2 separate regions of the Homo sapiens genome follow, and region 1 is linked to region 2. A link is an interaction called in ENCODE POLR2A ChIA-PET data of the cell type or tissue named here. Cell type or tissue: HepG2. All regions are shown on one strand.

What was found. ChIA-PET counts read pairs that join two places held together with the same protein. Peaks named below come from ENCODE experiments on the same cell type or tissue, not always from the same donor. Only the 100,000 strongest peaks of a DNase experiment are listed, where the experiment ranks them.
Region 1: POLR2A ChIA-PET joins it to region 2 with 21 read pairs; 9 of 35 experiments call an interaction of 5 or more read pairs at or near these places.

Annotation. Positions count from the first base shown.
Region 1 is chr2:42,978,282-42,980,781 of GRCh38, forward strand. No RefSeq gene overlaps it. Among named protein-coding and RNA genes, the nearest start is that of LINC01819, 60 kb to the right of the region's middle. In HepG2, a CTCF peak has its summit at 1,403; DNase peaks (open chromatin) are centred at 210, 870 and 1,540; H3K4me3 peaks cover 496 bases.
Region 2 is chr2:43,192,889-43,195,388 of GRCh38, forward strand. No RefSeq gene overlaps it. Among named protein-coding and RNA genes, the nearest start is that of ZFP36L2, 32 kb to the right of the region's middle. RefSeq lists an enhancer at 1,122-2,041. In HepG2, no CTCF peak of the experiment used is centred here; DNase peaks (open chromatin) are centred at 636, 1,403 and 2,153; H3K4me3 peaks cover 1,460 bases.

The DNA.
Region 1 (2,500 bases), 210 kb before region 2:
TGTCTTAGGCTTACTCACAAACATGAAGCTGGAGCTAAGAAACAGGCATGTGACTGCCTGCCCACCCTTGTTTGTCCTCCTCTAGGGCCTAGTGTCACCAGTGCCTTGCTGGGTAGCAGCTGCTCTAGTTCCCTGATGGAGATGGGGCTGTTTGTCACTCTGGGGTGACTGAGGGGCCAGTAACCCTCCACCAAGATGGCAGCACAGCCAGACAGGAGGGCTTTTGTCTCATCTTGATCCTCCTGGGAGGCCTGGCCATGGCCCGAGTTTGCTCAGTGTTAATTATTGACCAGGTACCCAGGGACAGGGCCCCGCTGTCCAGCTGGATGGAGGGCACATGGGTCTGGGGCCTGGGCCTCCCAGTGGATGGAGGGCACATGGGTCTGGGGCCTGGGCCTCCCAGGGCATCAGGTGGGGCTCACCTGGGGCCAGGGGAATGGAGGGCGCCGGCCTTGAGTAAGGATCAAGGAGCCCCAAATGCCTCCCCCACTGCTCCCCAAGTCCAGGATTAAATGTGGTAGAAAGTGCCCAGGCCAGGGTGGCTGGAGATTCTGCATGGAGAACATCCTCATTCCTACCCTCAGAAGGACAGGGAGGAGGGGGAGAAACACCTTTACCCCAAAAAGGAAGGAGATGGAGGACAGAGAGAAGACCCCAGAATGAAGGTGTGAGGGTCCCTGAGCTGTGTGGAGCTGCATGCTTAGACCCGGAGTCCCCACCCGGAGCAGCACATGGCCACAGACACCCTCCTCAGGCCCTCTGATGGAAAATGCCAGCCCAAGAGGGTGTCAGGAGAGCTGATTCATTCTAGGCCAGAGGGAAGAGGGATGAGAGATCCCCCAGTCCTGGCGGGACCATGACCACCTCTGGTTTCTGGCCCTGTGTGAATATGGTCTTGTCCACCCCATCAGGGAGGCCTCAGCCAAGAGCAAGGAGGAAGGTCCACAAAGGGCTGTGTATCAAGAGGCAGGAGGAGAGGAGAGAGAGTGAGTGATGCTGTTTACAGCAGGACCAGCTCTAGTGCTTGTTATATGCGTACGTGATCCTGTTTGATCATCCTAAACAGTGATGAGAGCAGGGTGCTATTACTATGGCCATTTCATAAACGAGGAAACTGAGGCATAAATCGGGCCACTTGTCCAAGTCCTGGAGCTGGGAAACAGCAGAGCAGGGGCAGTCTGATTCCTGACCTGGGTCCGGTATAACTCTGTTATCTGCAGGGAGCAGGGCAGAGGGGCAATGCAGGAAGGGGAAGGGGCTCCATGCAGCTGCGGGTTGCAGAGAAGAGGCCCAGCGAGACCAGGCCTCTGGCTCAGGGCATGCCTTTGAGGTGGAGGTGGGGTGGGAATCTGGCTTCTTCTCGATAGGGAAGGAGAATGTGTGTGCTGGCCTCTGGGTGTCAGGCAAGTGTGTCCCAGGCTGGCTTGCTCCCACAGCCCCCACCTCCTCTTCCCCTGGGGCTTTACCGGTGAGAAGTCAATATTGATGTTTTATGACCCAAGATAAACACACATTTTTTTCCTCCCATGGAGGGTTTATCTGGTCTAGAGGGTTAATCAATGACCACTTGGAGGTGGGGGAAGCCTCTGAGAAGAAAGCAGCTATTCAATTCCAGCCCTTTACCCAGCCTCTCCCCTTCCCTCCTCCCCACTACCACCTCCCCTCCCACCCTCTAGTGGGGACTGACCTGGCCCTGCAAGTGGGTGGGGGCAGGACATTTGGGAATCTGAGGCTGGAGTCCATGTGGGTGCGTTCAGGGGACTGTTAAGTAGGATGCATCCAAGGAGAGTGTCCCTAGAGCTGTGTTTGCCCTGAGCACGGTGTTGGCAGGGCAGGTGGGCCCTGCATGTGGCTGTCATGGGACCAGCCTGGTTAGGAGTGGGAAAGAGAAAATAAGTCTCGTGTCACAGAGCACTCAGAGATGACACAAGATAATGCGGGTTGCTCCTCTTGAGAACAGGGGCACTGGAGCACAGTGTGGGGCCCGACCCTGCCTCTTACCTGCTGTATGGCCTTGGACAGGTGGCTTCACGTCTCTGGGCCTCAGGTGCCTCCTGTCTCCTCTAGGGTGGTTTTGAGAATCAAACGAGATCCTGTACTTGCAGAGGAGAGAACGCAAATGGACTGTCGCCTCCTCTGCCTTCCTTGGGAAGAGCATCATTCATCTCAGGGCTTGTTAGCCTTCTGCCTACAGAAACACAGTGATGGGTCAAGGGTTTAGAAAACTGAGGGCCCCTGAATATGTACGGCTGAGATGAAGCAAGAACTGAACAGATCTGCGTAATAAAGCGAAAGGAATGCTAATGCTGATGCTGTGAGGGCCGCTCAGGAACGCGGTCAAGGCACAAGAAATGGATGAGAACAGAGAGATACCTGGCATCAGGAGAGAGAGGGAGGCTTAGAGAATGTGGTGTGGGGCAGAGTAAGGACCGGCCAAGAAGCAATGCCAGGAAGAGATTCCCTGTGCTGGGGAGTGACCAACATGTTTTGAAGATGTGAT
Region 2 (2,500 bases):
ATCCTTCCATTCTAAAGGCCAGCTCCATGCCCACCTCCTCCAAGAAGCGCCAGCTGCTGCCCCCAGGCCAGCCTCCACCTGCTCCCACAGGCTGGGGAGTGGTCAGGGAGGGTTTGCAATGTCCAGCTGCCCTGTCTCCTGTCCCAGGCAGCGATGTGTCCAGGGCTCCATACCAGCTCCAAGCTCTCTGCCTACAGCTCCCTCACATCCACACTCACTGGGTCCCAGCTGGAGACCTGGTGGCTTTGAGAGGATACCGTGGCTTCTTGATGTACCTGAAGACTTTGGAACGCCAGAAGTGTTCAGTCCTGTGATGGGTGTCAGCCAGGCCCAGAAAGCACACAAACTGGGGGACACATATGCTAAGTTATCCAGAAAGCCTCAGGGCTGGGGCTGGAAGAGGAGGGCCTTGCCATCCCAAGGTGCTGGTGTGTCCACACGCCCCTGGGGTGACCGTGTGCATCTGTGTGTGTGTGTTTGTGGGTGGGTGGCTGACTACTCTGAGTTTGTGGGTGATTCATGTGTACCCTCGCGACAGGCTGTGTTCAGATAGTCTGCTTATGTGCTTGAATTCAAGGACACAAACATCCCTAGGTGCAAGCTTGCACGCACAGTCCTCCCTACACCTCCACACGCAACTCCTAATCATCCCTCAGGATCCTCTCCCCGCCCTGCTTCAGCCTTAAGGCCTGCTCTGACCCTCCAGCCCATCCCACTGACCTGCTGACCTTCATCCCAGACACTGCTGGGTTCAGCCCTGGAGCCTGGTCACTCTTGCTCCCTGAGGGTGAGGTTGACTCCTTTTTAAATTACCCCTAAAGCCCCACTTAGGGAGACACAGCCTTATCAATCAACACTCCTTGAATGAATTAAAACAAACTCCAAGGAAAGGAACTGCATTTGGGTGGATGGAAACAAGAGCTCTCAAGCTGTTTTCTTTCCTCTTTACCCTTTGCTCTCTGTCTCTTCCCATCTGTACTTTCTCTAACTTGTTTGCTAACTCAATCGTCAGCTTAGAAAGTACTTCCTTGTATACCCTCCTCTCATTCAAATCTCATGACAATCCTCCAAGACACGAATAATTATCCTCATTGCACAGATGAGGAAACTGAGGTTCAGGGAGGCTACGTGAGTTGCCCAAGGTCACACAGCCTGGAAGGAGTGGGTAGGGACTAGAACCCTCATGCGTGAATGGACACCACCTCCCACCACTCCCCACCAGTAAGTAGAGGGTGGAGGGTAAAGGGCGATCCAGGGGCTCGGAGAGGATTGGCCTCTTCAAGCCCTCTCCATGGCCCAAGGTCACCGTGGGAGGGAGATGCACCTGGCCCCCAGGGCCAGGGGTTACCCCACTCGGCCAGCAATGGGAGAGGCCATGAGATCTGTGGACATTGTTCCTGGGCCTGTGGTTACTGATTTGACAACAGCCCTGTTCCTCCCCAGCCAGCCAGGGAGTTAATGATTAAGGAGGAGATTAAATATTAACCACCTGTGGGGCCACGGCGTAATGTCTCCATCTGCACCTGAGCCTACCTAAAAATCCCTCCCACCTGCCGTGGGCCAGCCCCACACAGGGCCTCTAAGCCCCTTGCTTAGGGATACCACTTCCCCATGCCCCCATCCTGCCCTGGCCCTGGCCCTGGCCCGTGTCCACCCCATCTCACTCTCTCATACCCACAGCACAGACCCAAGGACTCTTCCTGTAGCTTGGAAGCTGCAAGCTACACCACTGTAGGCACTCCTGGTGGGCCTTCTGGAGGAGAGGACCTGCCTGAACCCAGCTACTCCTGGGGCTTGGAGAGTCCGCAGGTTACATTCCTACCTGTGACCTCGTTTATCAGTGCTCTTATCGCTCTTATCTCCCAAGTCGTTCCTCCTAAAGACCCCTCTGAATCTACACATCCCAGGCCCCAACACCCTGGGCTACAGCAACTCCCCAACACGCCATTCTCTTCTTTCTTCTAGCAGTTAGAATCTGGGTGTGTTCTGCCTCCAGGAAGCCTCTCATATTAACCTGGGCTAAGGTCTCTGCGGGCCTCTGCTCCCCAGCTTCCCTTAGGCCGGGGTGATTCAGGCTGGCATTGGCTGCTGCACGGCTGCAGGAAACCAGCTGCATCTGTTGGAAGGTCCTTTGAAGTTTAAGTGCACAGCCTCCGAGCGCTGGGGGCGGGGACTGCTCTATCTCACCTAAGCCTAGGGCCTGCCCCTGGGTGAAGCCATGGTCACCCTCCCCACAGCAGGAACCACAGGCAGTATGACACAGGGTTCACCTGCGTCTTTTTCTATAAATATAGAAAAATGGAATTATTTATTCAAATAATAACTCTATTGATATGCTCTCATTCCTGTTTGTGGGGAAGCCCCAGATGACTGTGTGGGTAAGTTACTATGGTACGTAAGCCCCACCGTAGCCTGGGCCTGCACTGCTCTCTCTGCATGTCAGTGAACTGCATTGACACTGCAGGCCTAGTGACAGGCAATGTCATCCCCATTTTACAGA